Linked DNA regions of Homo sapiens: region 1 is linked to region 2. A link is an interaction called in ENCODE POLR2A ChIA-PET data of the cell type or tissue named here. Cell type or tissue: IMR-90. All regions are shown on one strand. Each heading gives the region's core, and the rest is flanking DNA. Links, peaks and the distances in the headings are about the cores only. Region 1 overlaps LOC105369844 (a long non-coding RNA gene). Region 2 has its middle 98 kb from the start of PHLDA1-AS1.

The links. Peaks named below come from ENCODE experiments on the same cell type or tissue, not always from the same donor. Only the 100,000 strongest peaks of a DNase experiment are listed, where the experiment ranks them.
Region 1: POLR2A ChIA-PET joins it to region 2 with 11 read pairs; 2 of 35 experiments call an interaction of 5 or more read pairs at or near these places.

Annotation. Positions count from the first base shown.
Region 1 is chr12:75,737,177-75,750,133 of GRCh38, forward strand. The region is part of intron 1 of LOC105369844 (a long non-coding RNA gene); the gene reads right to left. Among named protein-coding and RNA genes, the nearest start is that of KRR1, 230 kb to the left of the region's middle. RefSeq lists an enhancer at 9,512-10,013. In IMR-90, for the core only: no CTCF peak of the experiment used is centred there; a DNase peak (open chromatin) is centred at 10,555; H3K27ac peaks cover 2,096 bases.
Region 2 is chr12:75,925,996-75,938,952 of GRCh38, forward strand. No RefSeq gene overlaps it. Among named protein-coding and RNA genes, the nearest start is that of PHLDA1-AS1, 98 kb to the right of the region's middle. In IMR-90, for the core only: no CTCF peak of the experiment used is centred there; DNase peaks (open chromatin) are centred at 7,356, 7,946 and 8,606; H3K27ac peaks cover 2,506 bases.

The DNA of each region.
Region 1 (12,957 bases), core at 2,916-10,915, 190 kb before region 2:
TTGAAAGAAGCAATGTTATTCGAGGACCCACTGTATTCCAAATACATTAAACACCTTGCTGGTCTCCAAACATGCCTCTGTCTCTCCCGCTACAGGTCTTCGCATATATCATCCCTTCTCCCTAGGGCAGTCTTCTCTCATACCCAACTCCATTCATTCACTTGGCTAATGCCTATTCACTCTTCAGAATTTAGCTAAGGCATCACCTCCTCCACTGTCTTACCTAATCCAGCCCCTCTCAATGTACACATTAATCAGCCTGTTTTCACAAGTCCTGTGTATTCCTTTGCCTCCCCCTTCTGAACTGTTAATCCTTAAACAACCAGCTTTCCACTAGAGACGGTATTACAATAGTCTAGGATCTGCTATGGATGACCCAGCTCAAGACAACCAAAGCTGCTTGTTCTCTTATGTCTTGTTCATCTTTGTACTCCTGTCTTCTAGCAGAGTTGTCACACTGACACACCACTCCATGTTTCTCAGTAATATGAAAGTGATAGGTTGTGACCATATGGCTAAGGGTTCCAAGTTCATGTGACTTGGTGGAAAGAATGCATACTTTGGAGTCAGACAGACCTGCGCTTAAATCACAGGTCTGCTGCTTACTGTCTATGATATGGATGACAACTTACATAAGCTAATTTGCATCTAGGTTGTAGATATGCAAGTGAAGACAATAATCTTTACCCTACAGAGACATTGTGAGAAGTTAGTATAATACATACCAAACACTTACCCAGTGCTGATAAAATGTAGCTTTTATTATTATTGTATTAATCATGAGAATCAGGATTTATTCCTATACAAATCAGATCAAAATCAATAGCAATTTGTAATCAATGTATTGCAAATACCTGAAAGACACTCTGAGATCTCTCTCAAATATCTAAGAATCGCTGCACACACCTAAAAGATACTTTTAGGATACTAGGTTCCTACAATAGGGTTGCAAATAAAATATATATGAAGGTCTTTCAATAACAGGATCAATTCCTAGACAGTTGGTCCAGCTTGCAGTCAGTGTCTTGTTGAAAGAAATTCCCAGATGTGCTGAAAGTAGTGTGATAGATGTAAAATGGTATTTTTAATTAAAACCCTTATTGAACATAGTGTGAAATGTTTCTACTTAATCCTCTGAAACCAACAGACAAAGCATTCACTGTTATCCCCATGTGATAACTGAGGCTTAGAGAGGTTAATCAGCTTTCCAAAGTTGCACACTGACCAAATGGGACATAGCCTTCAAGATTTTAGAAGATGTTTTTGATGGTAGAATTACTTTGTTATTTCTTTTATATGGTGAGATAACTAATGTTGATAATCTGTGAATAACTTAAGTCTCTCAGAAGTTTCTCAGCTACAAGTTCCTCTGCACCTACCCTGGTTAATTTTGTGATTTGAATAGTCAGAAGAGATGAGTCAGAGAGGACTTTTACTTCAAACTTTCCACGGGAGTGGGTGTTACTATGGTCTAGGACCTGCTGTGGATGACAGCTGAAGACAACCAAAGCTGCTGCTTTTCAGGCCTGCGGTTGTAGACTAAGAATAAACTACATGCCTGGCCTTGCAATTAAGAGGGCAGGCATCAAAGATGGCTGCAGATCTTCTTGACTCCATGGTGGCAGCAATAGACTATTTGTCAGTTTGGACTTATTTGCATTTTGTAGCTAACCTTGTTCTTTTGGCAAAAGCAATTGGTGCTCTCATGTCAACAGACATTAATCTGACTTCATGATTTTCTAGTAGGAAATCATGGCTTATTCTTAATCCACTAGTTCTATAATTCATTCATTTTTGCTAGCTTATTTTAAATGCATTTACTTATTTATTCCTTTATTAAGCACTTGCTATGTAGTGACATATTGAGAGCCATCACAATAAAGCGGTAAGAATGTGGAAGTTGGGTAAACACGGTTTTGCATCACACTTTTGTAATTTATTAGTTAATAACCCATGTTATTATATATAGGTAATAAGGGCATGAGTTTTAGATCAGGCTGACTGGGTTTTAAAATCTCAGCTCTACCACTTATGAAATCTGTGACCTATAACAAGTTTTCTTTTTTCTTTTCTTTGCTCTGTCATCCAGGCTGGAGTGCAGTGGCATGACTCAACTCACTGCAACCTCTGCCTCCCAGGCTCAAGCGATCCTCTCACCTCAGCCTCCTGAGTAGCAGGACTATAGGCACATGCCACCATGTCCGGCTAATTTTTGTATTTTTTGTTGAGATGGGGTTTCACCATGTTGCCCAGGCTGGTCTTGAATTCCTGGGCTCCCAAAGTGACAAATACCTTTGAGTTTAGCTTCTCTCCATAGTAAAATGGAAAGGATAATACTTACCTTATAGAATTCTTATGGAGAATTAAAATAAGATGTGAATATAAGGCACCTAGCACAGAACCTAACAGACAGTAAGTGCTCAAGATTTATTTCTTTTCCCTCTGACACTAGATCCCAGACACTGCAGAAATAAATATATCTGAGATTTACAACTGCCATAAAAGAGATAATAAACAGGAAGGAACTTAACATATTAAGCCCCTACCTTGTTTCAATCCATGTCTTAGGCATTTGCATGTGATGGTAGCCTTGAATTTAAACTGAACTCATCTTAATTTAGTCATTCATTCATTCCATTTGTTCACTCATCAATAAATATTTATTCAGCACCTACTATGTGCCAGTCATTTGCCTAGGCAGTGGTGACACAGCAATGAATAAGTGGACCAGGTCCTACCTTGAGCTTACATTCTAGAGATCCATAACCTTCCTGCCATACCTTGCTGCACAGATAAAGAACTTTGAAAATTAAAAACAAAAAAAAATATTATTTTCAACTTGGAAATCAGAGAATGCTTCATGGAGAAGCAGAAGTTTGGCCTGAACTTCAGAGAACTTTAGGGCTCAGAGTAGGCTGGGAGAGTGGGTGGATGGAGCAGCTTGCATCATGGCCCAGAGGCCGGGAAGAGCAGGACCTGAGAGGAAGCAGTGAGTTTGATTTTGTTGTCAGGTGGGGTGGGTAAAAGTGAGTAATAGGAAATCTTTTGGAAATGTATATGGAAATCAGATGGTGGTGCACACTGAAAAGCAGGCTGAGGAGTGCAGACTTATGTAGACCACAGAGAGTCATTTAAGTTTATTGAACAAGGTAGTAATAGGATCAGGGATAAGCTTCAGAAATATTAATTGGGCAATAATGTGTAAAATGGATTAAAAGAGGGAAGGACTAGAGACAAAGGAAGAATCAGGAGGTTGTTAATTAAACACTGCTGGTATGTTTGGGGTTTTTCTATGGCCAGTGACAGAAAAGATCACCAGCAAATTCAGGTAAATTTTTCTTTCATCAGAATTTGCAAAGGTAAAAGTGGGCTAAAAACAAAAACAAAAAACAGGAAACAAAACCTGCTTCATCTAAGAATGCATTATATAATATTACATAAATGACAAATTCCTTTGATATATGACAGATATTTAGTGTCTTCAGCAGAACAACTAAATTAAACATAGGAGTGGAGAAAACCTGAGACAACAGGCCTTATGGTATAATATTTAAATTAAGTTGATTCTCAGGCCAGAGCTTTAAAACATTTGCAAGCAAATTCTGATTCCTTGATGGTTTTTTTTTTGGTTTTTTGTTTTTTGTTTTTTGTTTTTTGAGATGGAGTCTTGCTCTTATCGCCCAGGCTGGAGTGCAATGGTGCAATCTTGGCTCAATGCAACCTCTGCCTCCTGGGTTCAAGCAATTCTCCTGTCTCAGCCTCCCGAATAGCTGGGATTACAGGCATATGTCACCATGCCCGACTACTTTTGTATTTTTAGTAGAGATGGGGTTTCTCCATGTTTGTCAGACTGGTCTTGAACTCCTGACCTCAGGTGATCTGCCCGGCTCAGCTTCCCAAAGTGCTGGGATTATAGGCGTGAGCCACCACGCGCAGCCCGATGGTTTTTTGTAACAAAATTTCTATTGTAAAATAAGAATAAAGTTAAACATTTATATAAGAACCCTTGCAAGGTGGCAAATGCCCTCAGTATACTTTTGGTATAGCTTATGCTCTTCCTGGTTGGTATAGGTTGAGAATCTCTAGTCCAGAAATCCAAAATCTAAATGATTCCAAAACTTGAAACTTTTTGAGCACTGATATCACCCTGCAAGTGGGAAATCCCACACCTGACCTCATGTGATGGAATGAAGACAAAATGCAGTCAAAACTGATTCACGAGCACAAAATTACTAAAAACATTAAATAAAATTACCTTCAGGCTATGTGTATAAGGTGAATGTGAAACAGAAATGAATTTTGTGTTTAGATTTGGGTCCCATCTCGAAGATATCTCATTGTATATATTCAAATATTCCAAAATCTATCCCCCCTCCCCGCCCACCAAAACAAATCATGAAATCCTAAACACTTCTGCTCCCAAGCATTTCAGATAAGGGACACCCAACGCGTAGTGCTGTTGTTCTGGGTCAAATTCTCAGTTGATGGAAAACAACCCATTCCCAGACCAGCAGCTTCGGGCAGCATTCTGCCTTCAAAACATTACCTGCCTTTACTACTTTCTCTTGGTTTCTGAAGAATCAAACTCAAACTACCCCAAATTGAGGTAATTCTCTTCTCTCTCCCATCCCCTTCCAACCCAACTTGCTCTTCCCCTTGCCTTTTCATTTAAACAACATTGATTAAGCACCTACTCTGTACCCACTTCCGTATGGATCATCGGGGTCTTGCTAAGTGCACCATTGGCCAACAGAATCTTGTAGTCAACCTCAATTTCTCCTCCCTCTGTCTCTCACATCCACTCAGCAACCAAGACCTGCTGAGTCCACCTCCCAGAAGTCTTTCATACTCATCTGTCCCTCTCCAACCTCACTGACCCTGACCTAGGATAGGCCCTAATTAGTGCAATCCTGAACAATTACAAAGCCTTCTAACTCCTCTTTACCACTCATCCCCATCCCCATCCGGTCCCTCTACAATCCAAGCTGTCTTGCACGGATGGATGCCAATGTGCAATCTTTGAAAACCTTGCTATTCAAGGTGTGGTCCGCAAACCACAGCACCAGTATGGTCCTGCAGCTGGTTAAAAATGCAGACTCTCACAACAGAATCTGCATTTTTAACAGAACCCAGATGATCCATATGCACATTTAAATTTGAGATGCACTGGCTAAAAGCACAAATCCAATCCCATCACTCTCTAGTTGACATTCTAGTGCAAAGACCAACAAATTATAGCACGCAGTCCTAATCTGGCCCACTATCTATTTTTGAGCAGTCTGTGAAGTAAAAAAAAATGCTTGGAAATAAATCAAAAGAAAAATACTATTTTATGACACATGAAATTTATTGAAATTCAAATTTCAGTGCTTAGTTTGATTGGAACACAACTATGCCCATTCATTTATATGAGAGGAGTCTTTTAAAAGTTTATGGAAAATGCGTATTATGAAAAAAACTATGCATGGAGTTCAAATTTTTTTGCACCAAAATAAACTCATGCCAACTGGTTACAACATATCTGAAAAGGATCTAGTTTGAGGCATAAACAAGGATACGATGTTGGTTTGAAAAGAGCCTCTATAAGAACAATATGAATTCTGCTAAAATTGAAGCAAAAACAAACATCAGATTTATGGTGAAGCTTGGGTGGAAGAATGATGAAATCACTGATGCTTTATGAAAAGTTTACAGGACAATGCCCCAAAGAAATCAGCAGTTTACAAATGGATCACTCATCCTAAGAAGGGATGAGATGATGTTGAAGATGAAGCCAGCAGCAGCAGATCATCTACATCAATTTGTGAGGAAAAAATTTATCTTTTTTCCTGCCTTAATTGAAGAGAACTGATGATTAACAGTAGAAACAACAGCCAATATCACAGACATCTCCATTGGTTCTGTTTACACAATTCTGACTGAAAAATTAAAGTTGAACAAACTTTCCACTCAATGGCTGCCAAAATGATTGCACCCAGATCAGCTGTAGACAAAAGCAGGGGTTTCAATGGAAATTTTAAGCATGCAGTATCAAGATCCTGAAGCATTTCCTCTAAGAATTGTAACAGGAGATGAAACAAGGCTCTACCAGTACAATCTTGAAGACAAAGCACACTCAAAGCAATGGCCACCAAGAGGTGGAGGGGGGCCAGTCAAAGCAAAAGTGAATCGGCCAAGAACAAAGGTCATGGCAACAATTTTGGGGGGATGCTCAAGGCATTTTTCTTGTTGACTTTCTGAAGTGTGAAAGAACAATAATATTTTCTTATTTTTATTTTTTTTGAGATGGAGTTTCACTCTTGTTGCCCAGGCTGGAGTGCAATGGGGCAATCTCAGCTCACCAGAACTTCCACCTCCCAGGTTCAAGCAATTTTCCTGTCTCAGCCTCCCAAGTAGCTGGGATTACAGGCACGTGCCACCATGCCCAGCTAATTTTGTATTTTTAGTAGAGACGGGTTTTCTCCATGTTGGTCAGGCTGGTCTCAAACTCCTGACCTCAGGTGATTCGCCCCCCTCGGCCTCCCAAAGTGCTGATATTACAGGTGTGAGCCACCGCACCCGCCCATAATATCTTCTTATTATGAGAGTATTTTGAGAAAGTTAGCCAAACCTTTGGCAAAAAAACACTCAGGAGAGCTTCACTAGAATCCTTTTCTACCACGACTATGCACCTGTTTATTCCTCTCATCAAACAAGGGCCATTTGCAAGAGTTTCAGTAAGAAATCATTAGGCTTCCATCTTACAGTCATGATTCAGTTCCTTCTGAATTCTTTTTGCCTCCTAATCATAAAAAAATCTTTAAAGGCACCCATTTTCCTTCAGTTAATAATATAAAAAACATTACTTTGACATGGTGAATTCCCAGGACTCCCAGTTTTTTAGAGATGAACTTAATGGCTGGTACCATCACTTACAAAAATGTCTTGAACTTGAAGCTCATGCTGAGAAGAAAACTTATATTTTTAATTTTTATTTTTTCATTCAATTTTTCATGCACTTTTTGAAATCCCCTCATTTATTGTCAGTGGTTGCTTTTGCATACAGTGGCAGAGTTGAGTAGTTATGACCGAGACTGTATGATCAGTAAATTCTAAAATGTTTACTATCTTGCCCTTTAGAGAAAAAGTTTTTTGGCCCTTGTTCTAGGGAGAACACATATGTAATTTTTTTAAAAACAGAGCTGGACATCCCAATTACTCTGGTTTGATAACTACACATTGTAAATAGGTATCAAAATATGACATATGTCCCAAAAATATGTACAACTATTAAAAGTCAATTAAAAAAATAAACACAAGTTATGAGCTATGAAGACAAGAAATAAAGACTTGAATAAAGTGTTTCCTCTCTTTTGTACCCACAGCAGGTGCTGATACCCTTCTATGATCCCACATGTTACATTATTGGTACAGTCTTCGCCGAGTGAGGAAAAGAATCAAATACATTCCTCCCATTTCATGGCAGCTGATTTTTCCCCTTGGAAGGACAGAGGGGTAGGTTCTAAACATGATGAGAGGAGCAAGATCATCTGGGTGTTCAGAGATGAGAAGGAAATCAGGGAGGATTTGAGGGTCAGTAATTTTATGGGCACTTTCCACTCAGGTCCTTATTCCTACAGCTGAAAAAAGAGGGGGAAAAGGCATCTTCTGGCTCTGCAGAGCTAAATAAATACTCCCACCATTGGGCAATAATTCTTCCGTTGAAAGGAATGTCTGAAGATTCCAAAATTCAATGCTTTAAATATCAACAGCCACTCACCTGCAGACCTTTACACATTCCCTGATTTTATGGCTATGTAAGACATTAAAGATATCATTTCAGACCTTGTTTTCCAATGCAGATCCTTTTGGAATAACCCTGTCAGAACTGTTTCCAGTGGTTTGCTCTTTGCTTAATTGATACATTCCTTCAGAGTCACTAAAGCAGGTGTGAAAAATAGTTCAAATTCCAATTCCATGCCAGAATGAGAAAGAAGTGAAAGCCCATAGATCAAAAAGCTTCCAGAGACATTGTAACAGAGGCACTGAACATGTAAAGTCCAGAAAGTAGTTGCCTTTCCACCCTTCTTCCCTTATCCCTAGCTTCACATTTTCTGGAACAGTTAACTACATGATTTTGCATTCACTTAATAAAAAAAAGGTGTTACCAGCTGACAGTTGAGGTTGTTCAATGTGCCAAGTACTACGGTAGATCCCTGGGTTACAATAGTAAATAAGATATTGTTCCTGTCCTGGAGAAGATAGCAGCTATATGGGAAAGGCAGATGCAGAGGCAGACACTTACAAACCAGTGTTTTCAGGGCTACGGTTCAGAGTGAGTATGAACACAGAGAAACACGCAGCTCAAGCTCATGAGATTAGAAAGGTTTCCCAGAGGGGATGTCTGAGCTGAGTTCTGAAGGACATGTAGAAGTCAGCCAGATACAAGGCTGGAGGTTAAGAGTAGAACAGGTATTCAAGGCACAGAAATATCAAAGATGAGGGATCATGGCTCATGTGAGCTGCAGGACAGTAGAAGATAAGAAAAGGGTTGAAAAAGTGGAGAGGAGAAAGGCTGGTGGGTTCAGGAAGAGGATGACCTGTGTGCCATACCCCCAGAGCTTAGACTCCATACTGAGGACAAAGGGGGCTTATTGTAGGGTTGTTGGTGAGGCAGCATGATCAGAGTTGTATTTCAGAAAGCAAATTCTAGCTGCGGTGTGGAGAAAGCACTGAAGAAAAGCAAGATTGGAGGTAAGGAGAATTAAGAGAATGCTGCAGGGGAGAAATGGTGCTGACTCAAACCATGGTGAAGATAAGGGTGGCAGAAAATAATAAGGCAAAGCCCACCATATACAGCCATACAGAAAGCCATGCCCTGCACCAAGCAGTTTCCCAAGGGGCAGATGGTTGTTGAAGATCAGACTGTGATCTCCTGGCCAAGCACTGTGGCCCAGCAGGAGGAAGAAGGAAACCCTTTTTTTATTCATCAGCTAGACAAGGTACCATTTCGTTATTCTCACAAAGTCACCATATATATGCGCAGCATTAAAGGCCCTGCCAAAGATGAGTACACTCTAGAGAATTTTGAGGAAGAAAACAGTTGATCAGATACAGCAGTTAGAGAAAGAGCATTCAAAGAGGATACCAAACTGTTTGGCCCTATTACCTTGACATTTACTAAGGCAGGAAATGCTTTCTCGGGCTAAATCAGTTCCGTTTTACCTGTTCAATCCAATTCCTTTTTTGCTATCATGAATTTCTTAAACAAATTCAAATAACTTTATTCAAACAAAAAAGAAATACATTTGATTCATATTTAATAATGTTCACTTTTTATTTAATTAAAATTTTTCTTTGGAGGTAATAGTAGATTCACATACAATTGTGAGAAATAATGCAGAGAGATCCTACATTCCTTTTACTCAGTTTTCCCAAACTTGTAAACTATGGTACAACACCACAACCAGGATACTGACATTGATAGTATCAAAATACAAAACATTTTCATCACCACAAGGATCCCTCATGTCGCCCTTTTAAGAATGTGAATGCAGAAAATCTGAGACAGGTCTCAGTTAATTTAGAAAGTTTATTTTGCCAAGGTTGAGAACACACCCGAGACACAGCCTCAGGAAGTCCTGACGACAAGTGCCCAAGGTGGCCAGGGCACAGCTTGGTTTTATACATTCCAGGGAGACATGAGACATCAGTCAATACATGTAAGAAGTACACTGGTTCACTCTGGAAAGGTGGGACAACTCAAAGCAAAGGCAGAAATACTGGAAGTCGGGAGGCAGCTTCCAGGTCACAGATTGGTGATACACAACCAGTTACTTTCTTTTGAGTTTCTGATTAGCCTTTCCAAGAGAGGCAATCACACATGCATCTATCTCAGCAGAGGGGTGACTTTGAATTGAATGGGAGGGAGGTTTGCCCTAAGCAGTTTCCAGCTTGAGTTTTCCTTAGTCATTTTGGGGGCCCAAGACATTTTCCTTTCACAACCTCTAATTTCTTACCCATTTCTATAATTTTGTCACTACAAGAATATTATATAAATGGAATAATGGAGTATGTACCATTTGGGATGGATTTTTTAAAAAAAACTCAGCATAAACTGGGTGCGGTAGCTCACGCCTGTAATCCCAGCACTTTGGGAGGCCGAGGCTGGTGGATCACCTGAGGTCAGGAGTTCAAGACCAGCCTCAACATGGAGAAACCCCATCTCTACTAAAAGTACAAAATTAGCCGGGCGTGGTGGTGCATGCCTGTAATCCCAGCTTCTCGGGAGGCTGAGGCAGGAGAATTGCTTGAACCTGGGAGGCGGAGGCTGCAGTGAGCCGAGATTGCGCCATTGCACTCCAGCCTGGGCAACAAGAGCGAAACTCCGTCTCAAAAAAAAAAAAAAAAAAAAAACCTCAGCATAATCCTTTGGTGATTCATCCAGATTGTTGCATGTATCAGTAACTCATTTCTTTTTATTTATAAGTAGTATTCCATGGTACTGATATACCACAGTTTGACCATTCATCTGTTGAAGAATATCTGAGTCATTTTTAGTTACGGGCTATTATATATAAAGCTGATTTAAACATTTGTGTACAGGTTTTGTGTGTGAGCATAAGCTCCCATTTTTCTGGGACAAATTCCCTGGAGTACAATTACTGAGCCATATGGTAATTACATGTTTAGTTTTAAAGGAACTGCAAACTGTTTTCCAGAATCTCTGTAGCATCAGCAATGTAACAATGATCCAGTTTCTCTACATCCTTGCCAGCACTGGGTGATGTCACTGAAACTGCCTTTGCAAAATTATAACTGAGGAAATTATGACAGTGAAAGAAATCAGACCTAACTGACTCTATCTTACTTATAAACCTTCAGCTGTCCTTGCTCATTGCTGGGTGCAGGCCAAACTAACTTTGGGAAAGAACTCAGTTCATGTTTTGACTCTAAAACAAAATTGATAACAGCCGTTTCCGAAAAGACCCCCTTCTTGCCTGATGTCCAGTCTTTGCAGGACTAACAAATTAGCTACAAGATTAGAAATGACAATTTAGGGGTCATGCAGCCTCTGGCTCCAAGAGTCTAAACCTCCCCAAATTGCTTCTGGGAATAACATCACTATTGTAAAGCTTAAGATCAGTGCTTGAGATATTTTGCAGACCCTGCACTTGACGGATCAGCTGACACCATCCAGACTGGTAATCTGGCCCAACCCGTTCTGCCATCCTACCCAGGAACAGAAGACGTTAAGAAAAACTCACTTCAACCCCCTTTGATTCCATTTCCAACCTGACCAATCAGCACTCCCCACTTTCCAAGCCCCTACCCGCCAAATTATCTTTTAAAACTCTGATCTCCGAGATCTAATTAAACTAAAGAGCTTCTGCACAGCAAAAGAAACTACCATCAGAGTGAACAGGAAACCTACAGAATGGGAGAAAATTTTTACAATCTACCCATCTGACAAAGGGCTAATATCCAGAATCTACAAAGAACTTAAACAAATTCACAAGAAAAAATCAAACAACCCCATCAAAAAGTGGCTGAAGTATATGAACAGACACTTCTCAAAAGAAGACATTTATGCAGCCAACAGACACATGAAAAAATGCTCATCATCACTGGCCATCAGAGAAGTGCAAATCAAAACCACAATGAGATACCATCTCACACCAGTTAGAATGGTGATCACTAAAAAGTCAGGAAACAACAGGTGCTGGAGAGGATGTGGAGAAATAGGAACACTTTTACACTGTTGGTGGGACTGTAAACTAGTTCAACCATTGTGGAAGACACTGTGGCGATTCCTCAAGGATCTAGAACTAGAAATACCATTTGACCCAGCCATCCCATTACTGGGTATATACCCAAAGGATTATACATCATGCTGCTATAAAGACACATGCACACGTATGTTATTGTGGCACTATTCACAATAACAAAGACTTAGAATCAACCCAAATGTCCATCAATGATAGACTGGATTAAGAAAATGTGGCACATATACACCATGGAATACTATGCAGCCATAAAAAAGGATGAGTTCATGTCCTTTGCAGGGACATGGATAAAGCTGGAAACCATCATTCTGAGCAAACTATCGCAAGGACAGAAAACCAAACACCACATGTTCTCACTCATAGGTGGGAACTGAACAATGAGAACACGTGGACACAGGGTGGGGAACATCACACACCAGGGCCTGTCATGGGGTTGGGGGAAGGTGGAGTGTTAGCATTAGGAGATATACCTAATGTAAATGATGAGTTACTGGGTGCAGCACACCAACATGGCACATGTATACATGTGTAACAAACCTGCACGTTGTGCACATGTACCCTAGAACTTAAAGTATAATAAAAAATAAAATAAAATAAAAATAAAACTCTGATCCCCAAATGCTTGGGGAGACTGATTTGAGTAACAATAAAACTCTGGTCTCCGGCACAGCTGGCTCTGCGTGAATTACTCTTTCTCCATTGCAATTCCCCTGTCTTGATAAATTGGCTCTGTCTAGGCAGAGGGAAAAGTGAACCCATTGGACGGTTACATCATTAATTTTTTTTTTTTTTTTTTTAGCCATTGATAGATGTACTGTATGGTTTTAATTTAATTTAAATTTTAAATTCACTATGGTTTTAATTTGCATGTTCCTAACGGCTGACGATGTAGAACATCTTTTCATGTGCTTATTTGCCTTCTGTATATCTTTTCAGTGAAATGTTTCATGTCTATTATCTATTTCCTAATTGGATTGTTTACTTTGTTTACTGTTACATTGTGAGAATTTTAAGATTTCATTTTTATTCTTTGTCTGTCCTGGTTTTATTTATGATACGTCTGAGACAACATGGTATAGGTTGAAGAAAGTAAGTTTTATCGTGGGACAAACTATGAATCCCAGCTCTTCTCAGCTTCAGAACATTCACCCGTAAATTGGAGATGATAATGCTGTATTGTAGGGTGGCGATA
Region 2 (12,957 bases), core at 2,771-10,770:
CTCTTTCCTTTAGAATCACTTCCCTGGTAAGGCACAGAAGTTAAGTGGAAGTTGCTGAAATAAAATGACATGCTAAGAATCTCTGTTCTAGAAATCACTATCCACAATACAAATGTAGAAAATTAAAATAAATTCTTAATATTTCTCCATTCAGCTTACTATATACTCTAACCAAAATACTTTAATTAAAAGCTAAGTCTCCCGAGCCTGGCCAACCATGGTGAACCTGGGCCTGTCCTAAGTGGACAACACAGTGGCTACAAAGCCCCCGGCACCAGCATGGCCTTTGGCTTGCAGATGTTCATTCAGAGGAAGTTTCCATACCTTTTGTAGTGGAGCCTACTAGTGGCTGTGGTCTCAGGCTCCGTGGCCAGCTACAGGGTAACAATAGTGGAGTCAGAGAAATGCAACAACCTCTGGCTCTTCCTGGAGACCAGGCAGCTCCCCAAAGACATGAGCACAGATCAGCAAAGCTAGGAGAGTTCTATCCAGGGCACAGAGGATTGGGGGCAGGAGGAGGAGTCCTGGAACACAGTCTTCATGACCCCCAACTGCAGGCTGACCCTCCCCATACCCTAGGGTGCCCCAACCATATCCTCTGTCCACATGTGTGACCAGGCCTGACAAACCACTGCATTCAGCTGCTGCCCCAACCTGGGACCTCCCCAGGAGGTTGGAGCAGAAAGGGTTCTCCTTGGGGTGGTGGTTCTCCTCCAGGGTATCAGGACACATTATCTGCACTGCCAGCAGAGAGGGTGTGTCTGGGGAATGGGGTGGTAGGGGCTTGTGTACTCTGTCATTCCCTTTCTAACCCCTGGACCTCCGACAAGCCCAGGGTGACAGCTGGTGCTAGGGGTGTGAGGTTAATAAATGGCTTATCTGCCAGGCACAGTGGTTTACACCTGTAATCCCAGAACTTTGGGAGGCTGAGGCAGGTGGAGCACCTGAGGTCAAGAGTTTGAGACCAGCCTGGCCAACATGGTGAAACCCCATCTCTACTAAAAATACAAAAATTAGCCAGGCATGGTGGCGGGCACCTGTAATTCCAGCTACCTGGGAGGCTGAGGCAGGAGAATCGCTTGAATCCAGGTAGCAGAGGTTGAAGTAAGCCAAGATGGCACCACTGTACTCCAGCCTGGGTGACAGAGTGAGACTCTATCTCAAAAAAATAAAATAAAAATAAAAATAAGCTAAGTCTATACATTAAGTTAAAACCACAATTTTTAAAACCCCATAATCAATAATTATGTTCTGATATGATGAATATACATGACTTAGATCCTAAAACATAGCAGGAGATTGGCTCTGTATTAGTCTATTTTCACACTGCTATAAAGAACTATCTGAAACTAGGTAATTTATGAAGAAAAGAGGTTTAATTAACTCACAGTTCTGCAGGCTTAACAGGAAGCATGACTGGGAAGCCTCAGGAAACTTACAATCATGGTGGAAGGCAAAGGGGAAGCAAGGACCTTCTTCACCTGGTGGCAGGGCAGACAGAGAGCAAAGGGGGAAGTATCACACACTTTCAAAGAACCAGATCTCATGAGAACTCACTCACTATCACAAGAACAGCAAGGGGGAAGTTTGCCCCCACAATTCAATCACCTCCCACCAGGCCCCTTCCTCAACATGTGAAGATTACGATTCGATATGAGATTTGGGTAAGGACATAGAGCTAAACCATACCAGGCTCCCATTCAATGAGACAAAAAAATTAGTATGAATTTGTATGAAGAGTAAAAAGAACTCTTTGATAGATTCCACCTACATGCAAAAACTTTGTTTTATTTATCAGACATCATTCCAGCAAGGAATCCTATTTGAAGGCGTCACTAAGTTAAGAAAGGGGAAAACAAGGGCACAATAAATATGTGCAATCTTCATTCAAGTGCTAGTTTGTAATTCCAGTTCTCCTCTTCATGCTCTGCCTGATTTTTTTCTCCACTAGGTGGATAGGTAGGGGTACTAGAGATAGTAACTCTTGTTAGGATTTGAGCTCAGAAATCAGGACTGGATCTAAGGTGGGAAACTATGTTCTAGACCCAGATAGACTACAAGCTTTGTGACATTGATTAAGTTGTCATCCCTCTGGTCAAAGATCCTTATTTTAAAAAGGAAGTGCTGTACTATATGATCTCTAGGGTTCTTTCCACCCTTATAACCCCATTATCTGGGGATTTGAGGTATAACCAATCCAGGTGGTACACCAACCTGGGGCTTTCAATACTAAGGAATCTTCTAGAAAATTACTAATAGCCAATAAATATTTAAGTATACCATCTGCTATAGTTTGGATATGTGATCCTCCAAATCTCATGTTGAAATTTGATTCCTAATGTTGGAGGTGGGACCTAATGGGAGGTTGTTTGTGTCATGGAAGCCGATACCTCATGAATCTCTTAGTGCCTTCCTCACATTAATGAGTGAGTTTTTTCTTTATTATTTCCCCTCAAGAGTTTCTCCAAGTGCTGGTTAAAAAGAGCCTAACACCTTCCCTATCTCTTGCTTCCTCTCTTTCCCTGTAATCTCTGCACATGCCAGCTCCTCTTCTCCTTCCACCACAAATGGAAGCAGCCTAAAGCCCTCACCAGAAACAGATGCTGGCATCATCCTTCTTCTTCAGTCTGAAGAACTGTGAGCCAAATAAACCTCATATATATATATATATTTTTAGACAAGGCCTTACCCTGTCACCCAAGCTAGAGTGCAGTGGCATGATCACAGCTCACTGCAGCCTCAACCTCCTGGGCTGAAGTGATCCTCCCACCTCAGCTTCCCAAGTAGCTGAGACTACAGGCATGCACCAACACGCCCAGCTAATAAAGCTCTTTTTTTTACTAAATTACCCAGCCTCAGGTATTCCTTAATAGCAACATATACAGACTAAGAAACCATCCTAAACAACAAATTAGAGGCATGCTGTCCCTGAAATTCTGACTCTGGCCATTTATCCCTTCTTAGTATCAAGTAAATGCTCTTTAGTCAATTTTGGGTAATCAGTTTCTCAATCCCATCATTTCTGTTTCCTGGTTCACTGTCAGTCATTTTCTTGTGTATGTTAAAGGACAATTAGTGACTCTCTCTACATTATTTAATACTTTCCTGAAAGGTCTCTGCTGTGCTGATTGCAAAATGTGTAAACTCTTTCCTTTTTACTCATGCCCTTCTTTTCTTGTCTCTCTTCCCTTGCTATGTTTGTCCTGCATTTGTACCTCCCGTGTATAGCATTAATCTTGCTGCTGCTGCTGTCCCTGCATATGTTTTCTTCCAGGGGGCTTTCATGTAGTGCAGGTGGGCTCAAGACACTGTACTGACTTATCCCTAAGACATCACCTCTCTGCACTGCCTACCCATTCCCATCTCTCCCCATACACATATTTATCTCAGGTCCTCCTATTCTATAAGTAAAGATTTCAGGCAACCTGCTCTTAATGTCATTGATCAATTCCTAATTTAGCTAGATATCAGAAATTGGAGCCTCTTTAAGGCTAAATTCAGTCCATAGACATGTTATATCTGCCCCACATTATATTTTAACATCCACAAAAAGATCTAAGTGTCTGCTTTTGCAGCCCTGGACCCAGGTTTACTGCAGCAATCAGCTGGAGATGAGCATACCCTTCAGCTCACCACAATGCCCAGCCGAGGGCCAGGTGCCATTTATTCTCCCACTGGGCTACTGCCTTCCCATAACTACCCCCCGCACTTTACACTCCACCTGGTCCCTGGGGGCATTTCAAGTCACCACCTGAGGTCTCCATGATGAGAGAACTTCATATTTAACTAGGAAAACTATATGTGGTCTAGGCAGAGCAAGACTGGCTTTCTGGGCAAGTGTTACCAGAAAGACCATGAGAAAATTGGAGCTCAAAATTTCCAGATCTTTTACTATTTGAATCATCTTCAGACACAGAACCTACTCTTTATCTAGAATGTGGCTTATTGAGCTAGAAGTGACATCTCTTAAATACACAGACATTAGGGAAGGATAATGACAGGAAAGGAAGGAAAAGGTGAAGGGAGGAAGAAACAATATCTATAGAGGACAAGGAGTAATCTCCATATTAGTGATTTCAAAAATAAAGATTCCTTATACTTGCCAAAATGACATGCAAATATATAATAAAGCCCACTAAAAATATAGGCTCCGTCCTTTAGGTGTTTTTTTGTTTGTTTGTTTGTTTTGTTTTGTTTTTGAGATGGAATCTCACTCTGTTGCCCAGGCTGGAGTGCAGTGGTGCGATCTTGGCTCACTACAACCTCTGCCTCCTGGATTGGAGCATTCTCCTGCCTCGGCCTCTCGAGTAGTTGGTACAGGTGTGTGTCACCATACCAGCTAATTTTTGTATTTTTAGTAGAGATAGGGTTTTGCCATGTTGGCCAGGCTGGTCTTGAACTCCTGACCTCAGGTGATCCACCCACCTCAGCCTCCCAGAGTGCTGGGATTACAGGCGCTCATGAGCCACCGCACCCGGCCTGTCCTTTAGTTTCAACACATCAAAACAAACCCAGGGATAGATATGGGCAAACTTACTTTTCTTTCCTTGTTTTTAAATCAAATTTAAGTGAATATTTATATTTACTAGGCACAGAATTAGCATGTCTTTCTACTTTCCACTCATGGGCCTATGGAAGACATCACTAATAGTTTGGGACATCATTCCAAACTGAATCTCATAAGCCTTTATGTATGACACTGGACAGCCTAACACCCGGAGCTGCCTAGCGAGATGAAGCTGCTTCTCCCCCTGGCCCTAAGAGCCTTGTGACACCTTCTGAACACTAAGGAACAGCTCCCTAATATGTGTCATAGTGGGGATACAGTGGAAGGGAACACTGGGTGAAAACTAGCAAGAAATGTAAATTGAGGAAGACAGACAGGTTTTTCCCTGTACCTTTCTGTAAAGGAAAGTTAGATGCTTCCCAAAGACAGACAGTCAAATCTTTTTTTCCCTTGACATCCCTGATTCATGGAGGTGGCTAGGTTTATGTCTAGTTATACTCAGATAACTAATTGTCTCAAGTGTCTTAAGTGTCTGGTTGATGGTTGAAAGTAAGCTCTAGGGATAAGCAGTCTCTCAAGGAGTAGATTGTGGGATGGGGAGGCAGAAGGCCACAAAGGTACTATAGCTACATCTATGCAATTCATATGATCTCTACCACCTTACACCTCCATGCCCACTCACCCATGAGGCAGGGGGCATTTATATTGAACAGAGACCTATCTATAGCTGCAAAGGTTTATCTCAAATATGTACCTTGGCAGACAAAGGCGAAGAGAGACTTCTGGAGGAAGCCATTGTAAAAACACATAACAGAACTCACCACTTATTCCTCCTAAGCTTGTCTTGAATGTAGACATGAAAAAGACCAACCCAGCCCTCAGTACTACGTGAGGTTGCTGATACAAATTCAGCTAACACTTATTATCTTATTATCTGCCTTGCATTGTGGCAGAGGCTTTTTTAATCAATCATCTTACTTAATTCTCAAAACAACCTTATGTGCTAAGTCTTCTTAGAGCACATTATTCAGATGGTGATTTTGAGGTTGCCCAGTTAATCAGTAGCACAATTCTCAGCATGTAGCATGTAATCCTGAAATCAGCTTTGAATAGAGGTGACCCACTGATGACCAAAGTGTCCCATCAGCTCATAGATAGTCATCTGGGCTCACACAGTTTTTTTAATGTAGTGCTACATTTTAAAATCTGACATATTGGCTGGGCGCAGTGGCTCATGTCTGTAACCCTAGCACTTTGGGAGGCCAAGGCAGGTGGATCACGAGGTCAGGAGTTTAAGACCAGCCTGGCCAAGATGCTGAAACCCCGTTTCTACTAAAAATACGAAAATTAGCCCGGTGTGGTGGCACTCGCCTGTAAGCCCAACTACTCGGGAGGCTGAGGCAGGAGAATCACTTGAATCCGGGAGGCAGGGGTTGCAGTGAGCCGAGATCAAGCCACGGCACTCCAGCCTGGGTGACATCGCAAGACTCCATCTCAAAAAAAAAAAAAAAAATTACATATTCCCTTTAAAATATCAGGTTTCCCATTTCTTCTGAAAAGTGGGATGACCCAGCAACATTAGGCCCACATGTTGACAACTAACTGGAGCTAAAGAGAAAACAGCTGACTTGATCACACACACACACACACACACACGCACCCCTACATTCTGTGAATGCACACTCAATACATAAAACTGCCTCACTCACTACACAACCAGCCTGGATCCTGGCCATAGAATATACCTTTGTTCTTTGCTTATCCCGAACTCTAATTTAGTTCATCCTCCACTAATTTCCTACTTGGAGTCAACTGTTCACACTTATTCTCACTTCTTTTCAAAGTCCTCTTCTCTTTAACTAGCACTGTGGGCTTCTAGTCAGCTTCTCACCATGGTCCTTTCTACATTGTTGACACACTAAGTGGATGCCTCACCCATCTTCCAGCCCTGGAGTCATTGTTCAAAAGAGAAGCAGGATTTTCTGAGAGGTGGCTAAAGTTCAGGAGGCTGTCAAATTCCTGTGACACTAAAACCAGGAATATAGACTGATGATGGGAGATTAACACTTTCATAGCACCATCAGTTCCTATTTTCCTACAACCACATTCATTGCTATTTACCTATTTTTATCAGCCATTTTTGACCCTTCAGACCCAGAAAAGATTGGCAACTAAAATAAGCTATGCAAAAGAAAAATCCAAAGAATACTTTTTCCTCCTAAATTAGCAGACCCAACATATCTAAATATTAAACACCACCTAAAAACAAGGCAGTATTCAATAAAAATCTCTGCATTTCTTCCCACACTATCTACCCAGCAGGATGATACAAAAAATTATAAAGAAATAGAGTCCAAAATACAACGCTTGCATAAGTTTTAAAAGCATTGCTTGATATGCAAAGATACTAAAAAACAAAAGAAAAAATGTGCTATATTAAATGACAAGCAAAAACTTGATCGCTGTATGTTAATTATGTGTTATTCCAAAGAAATACAGGAAGAAAGGCTATAGCTGAAAGATCAAGAGTTGGCAGAATTGTTTATTGCTAAATTCTCTGTGAAGCAGCCTTATAAATGAGCCTTTCAGTAAATTCATTAACTAGCTGGTCTCAGTCTTAAACTGTCTGGCAAGGAATTGTGCTTATTGGCTAATAAGGCTAGCAACACCCTAAATGTGTTTGCTCATATACATTAATTCACTCAAAAAGTAATTAACGGGTCTAAAAGACTCAGTTCTGGGAGTCCTACTGACGTATGTGGTATAGCCATCCCATATTTTCCATGTTAACAAACTCTTTTCCATTGCATCTGGCTGAAGGCATCGCCTATCCTGGTGTTTATGACTCATGTAGTAGGGCCAAGACTGTTGCTCAAACAAGTTCTGATGGTTGAAACATTAGCCAGCAAGCCCCTTGGCCTCCCAGAAGCTCTAAGATGTCTTACTGTACCTCTTTCTCTGAATATCCTAAAATGCTGCTAACACTCGTCCCCCTGAACTATTATTGCTTTAACTGTATTTAAGGATGTTGCCTACAATTAGCTTTGAATATAGCAGTTTAGAGAGCAATATAAAAATGGTGTAAATGGTCAGTGAATGCATGAATGATCAATACATCAGAAAAGTGAAAAAAAAAAAAACTGGAACTGGTTAAAAGTTTTCAAAATAATTATTTCATAGGAACATTAATGAATACTTCATCTGGTCTCATGAAAAAGGAGTCAAGATCAAACAAAAGGAGTGTCTAATTATTAAACAACTATTTTTCTATGTTAGTGGAAACAAATCAAACTCTCAAACAATATGAAAACTATTTGTATACCTTTGGGAATATATATAAAAAAAATATGTGATGGATTCAGCTATGAAACAATGCTTTGTCTAACTGCCTGGTTACATGGTGCCTGAATAGAGGGTGAGGATGAGGAAAGAGATGACAAATCCACAGGAAATGATGAAAGAAATTCAGCCCAGGATTTGAAAATTACAATAAGTAATCTGCAATGCAGATAATCTACATAAAGAGTAAAGACAAATCACTGAAAACAGGCTGCATGCGGTGGCTCAAGCCTGTAATCCCAGCATTTTGGGAGGCCGAGGGGGGCAGATCACCTGAGGTCAGGAGTGCAAGACCAGCTTGGCCAACATGGAGTAACCCCATCTCTATTAAAATACAAAAATTAGCCGAGCATGATGATGGGTGCCTGTAATCCCAGCTACTCAGGAGGCTGAGACAGGAGAATCACTTGAACCCAGGAGATGGTAGCTGCAGTGAGCCGAGATCACACCACTGCACTCCAGCCTGGGGGGCTGAGCAAGACTCCATCTCAAAAAAAAAAAAAAAAAAAAAAAAAAAGAAAAGAAATTACTGAAAACAGCTAACTTCAAATTCAGCAAACTAAGTCAGATTCCGCTATGGCAAAGAGTTTGCCAAAAGTTATACTTTTGACCACAGTATTAGAATAGGAAGGAAGTAATACTGAAGACAAAATTCACTAAAATATTTTGGTTTCAGTTGGAACAAAAACATTCTCCTTTAAGGAACTGGTATTGTGGAGACTTGATGATATTCTAGGAAATGAAATGAGATAATGTTTTCGAAATAGCCCCACGATAATGTCAATGAGTAATTTCAGTTCTTATCACCATATGATGTGGTTAGTGAGCAGTACTGATACGGAGGGGAAAAAAAAGGTGTCAGAATGTTAAAAAAAAAAAAAAAAAAAAAAAGCCTCCCTCTCTCAGGAAAACAGCAATCAACAGCTACTGCTGCTGGACAAAAACCTAACACTTCTCAGTCATGGGGGAAAAATGTCTGAAAATGAGTTTCACTGTTTCTCAGCAAATGTTGGCTTAAATATCTTGGCTGTGCCCATCAGAATACCTATGCCCAGCTTCATAATCATAAAGAAAACAGGATTCCAGGTCATTTGTGCTACAAGAGACTCAAAAGGTCATTTGGCCCATGTCCAAATTGACACTAACTTTTCTCTATTACACAGCACACAAACTGCAGAGTCAGATCTATGGAACCAGGTCTTTCTCCTCTTCCTTGATCTATTTCTCTTCTTCTTTTAAAAATAACATAGATTGGCCAGGCATGGTGGCTCATGCCTGTAATCCCAGCACTTTGGGAGGCCAAGGCAGGTGGATCGCCTGAGGTCAGAAGTTCGACCCCAGTCTGGCCAACATAGTGAAACCCCATCTCTACTAAAAATACAAAAATTAGCGAGGCATGGTGGTGCATGCCTGTAATCCCAGCTACCGGGGGGCTGAGGCAGGAGTATTGCTTGAACCTGGGAGGAGGAGGTTGCAGTGAGCCGAGATCGTGCCACTGCACTCCAGCCTGCGCAATAGAGTGAGACTCTGTCTCAAATAAAAAAAAAATTAAAATAAAATAAAAATAACATAGATCAGGGTAGAAATATTGCTGAAGCTCAGTTGCAAATCTACGAAAGTACAAAAAGCTACCCACCTTGGTTCCATTTTCTCACCTCCCATTTACTTCTCACATAGTGTAACTGTCTCTGGGACACTTTTTATCCCTGCCTATTTCAGAGGTTTCAAATTTTCTTCAATGGTTCCTCTTGCCCCCAGGCCAGAGGTAGGGGCTCCCTTGGCTCAGCTTCTATAGCAACCTCCTCATACCTGTGTCACAGACAGTATTTATTATCTTGTTATTGTTGTTGCTTTAGAGACAGTCTCCGTTGCCCAGGCTGGGGTGCAGTGGTGTGATCATAGCTCACTGCTGACTCTAACTTCTGAGCTCAATTGATGCTTCTGCCTCAGCCTTCCCAGTAGTTGGGACTACAGGCATGCACCACTGCACCCAGCTAATTCTTTTATTTTTTGTAGAGATGGGGTCTCACTATGTTGCCCAGGCTGGTCTCGATCTCCTGGCCTCAAGCAATCCACTCGCCTCTGCCCCCCAAAGCTCTGGGATTATAGACATGAGCCAACACACCTGGCCTACTTTGTTTTTTAACCATCCTGTAATCTTCCTATCTCTTACCACACTCACAACACTGTGACTTCTTGGAAACAGTGATTTTGTCTTATTTATCTTTGTGAATGCCATTACACCCAGCCCATAGTGAAGATCAATAACTGTTTACTGAATAAATAAATAAATGTTACAAACTTTTGATCCTCTGAATGCTGGGAAAAAGGAGACAGCCAAAGTAACATGATGACACAGGATAATATATCTAGGCTATCTAAATATTTTTCAAGCAACAAAAGATCCCAATTTGGTGCTACACAATTTTTGCAATTAAAAAAAATCATGAAAGAAACTGCTAACTCTCAGACAGCAAATTATGCCCATTGCTTAAAATTCAATTAGCCTCTGCCTTTCCTCTTACTAGCCTCTCTGCCCCAAATGCCCCCTCTACAATTTATTCCCTGCCACCCATGTTCAAGGCTCAGCTCCTACATCAGTCCTCCACAGGACTTTCCTTGACCCCTTTGCAGATCCCAGTGTCCTTTATCATACCCTCCTCTGAGGTCTCACAGCATTTTATCTCTACCTCTCTTATTTGCCTCTTTACTGCTTGCATTTTACTTATTAGATATTTTATCTCCCCTGCCTCACTGAGCAACTTAAGAGAAGGGTTTCTATATACTCTGAAGATGCCTAACATAGCACCTTGCCCAAGGCAGAGCCTTAGTAAACAGTTTTCCAATTGCTAAAACAGGAAGTTCAGATTCCTTTCTTAAAGGCAGTAAGACACAAACAAATCATCATCTGCAAAATGAAGAGGAAGTCCTTTCCAGCTGGGACATTCCATGACCTGGGGAGCCAGGTCTGAACACTGGCCAGGACCACAGATACATCAATAGGTAAAGGACAGAGTAAAGCAGTGAGCATGGCCTATCATGAGAGATGTTTCGAGGCAGATAGATAAGGAGAGCACCTAACTTGGACCGGGGATTAGAGAGGAATTTCTAGTAGAGGTGACCCCCCTTTGACCTTAGCTAGAAGGTTGAGTTAAACAAAGGAAAGGAAGAACATTCTAATTGGAGCAGGCAGCATGGGCACAGGCTTAAGAAAATAGACCCTTTTCGGAAATGCAAGGAGTTGGGTTGTAGGAAAGGAGATGGGGAATGGCTGAAGAAGATGAAGAGGTAAGACTTCCCCAAGTAAAAAGAGCTTTATATATTCGCTCCCACACTTCTTTGTTTCACTGGAGGAATGGAAAGCTATTGGAGGGTTTCTTGCAGCATGGTAACCTGATTGCTCGGGGAGTAGTGTGGGAAGAAGATCAAAGGATCCTATATAGGAGGGAGAATGCCCTGTCATGGCCATTGCAGCAATCTATGTAAAATATGAGGAGCTTTGGGGAGGAGAACATGAAAAGAGAGTAATGTTAAGATTAATATCACTTGGTGGTTCATTAGACATGGGAGTAAAGATAGCAAGGAGACAGAGGAAGGCATCAAAGATAATTACCAAATTTCTGGCTCAGGCAACTAGGTAGACAGGGCTATCATTCACAGAGATAGACAATGCAGGAAGGAGAATAAATTAAGTGGGAAGGATCCATCTTTAGCTATGTTGAGTCTGAGTTGTCCAAGGAACATTAAATGTTTGTCCAATAGGCAATGGGTTACAGAGGTCCAGTTCACACTAGAAAGATTTCAGAGCCATTCATAGGAATAGATGAGATCATGCAGGGAAATGGTATAGAACTCACAAAATACTTAAGGCAGAAAGAGGAAGAAAAACCTTCAAAGAAATTGTGAAGTTGCCATCAGAGAGGTAGGAGAAAAACCAAGACAGGCCAAAGCTAGAGAATGTTTCAAGAACCAGTGCATGGCCAACACTGCAAAACACGGCAGAGATTTCAAATGAGATAAAGACTCAAAGGATGCCCACTGCATTTAGCCCAGAGGAGGTTTTTGGGGAGCTTGGAAAGCAAAGCACTATTTCTGAGGAGTGACAGAAACCAAAGCCAGGCAGTGGATTAGGGAGTACATGGAAGTTAAGAAAGTAGAAAAAAAATGAATTTAGAGAATTTTATAGAAGTTTGGCTTTGAAAGGAAGATGAGAGATGGAACCAAAATTAGAATGATACACAGGCCTGAAAATCTGCGGGTATAGGTGTATGTCAGTGCTGGGGGACTATTACTTGGTTGGTTAGTTTGTTTGTATAGTTGAGAGAGCCTTGAACATGTTTATATACTGACAGGAAAAAGTCAGGGGGAGATAAAGATGCCAAAAAGGGAGGATTAAAAAATGAAATGCACTCCCTAAGTAAGGAGGGAACCAGGGCACTGATGGAAGAATTAGCCTTAGATGGGAGTAAGAGACTACTTTCCTTAGAGACTAGCAGAGGAGGGAATGATGTATGCAGATGTTAATCAGGTTACAGACAGAAGGGCAGGGAGTTAAGGGACTCTTCCCATAAATACTGATCAGCTGTCAAGAATGAGAGTTGGTCATAGTAACGCAGTAACGGTTTCAAAAAGCAGACATGAGACCCTGTGTGTACACATACACACACACACACACATACACACACAGAGCAAGAAAAAAGAGAAAAGGAGGGGGAAACTTTACTTTAAAAAACTTAACAGACATGTCAACCCATCACAATAACATGTGCTTCATTTGGATCATGATTCAAACAGACTTTAAAAAATCAAAAGGCAATTTGGGAAATAAGAAAATTGCCTGCAGGTCTGCTGGTGTTAGGAAATTACTGTTAACTTTTTTGTTTAGATAATGCTGTTGTGGTTAATTTTTTAAGTGCCCTCATCTTTTAGACTACGCACAATATTTACAGATAAAATAATATGGTGTCAAGGATTTGTTTTAAAGCAATCTGGGGGTAGGATAAAGGCCCTAAATTAAACAAGATTGGCTGTAAGCTGAGTGATAGATATATAAAAGTTTATCAGACTATTCTCTCTTTTATATATATCTGAATTTTTCCATAATAAAAATT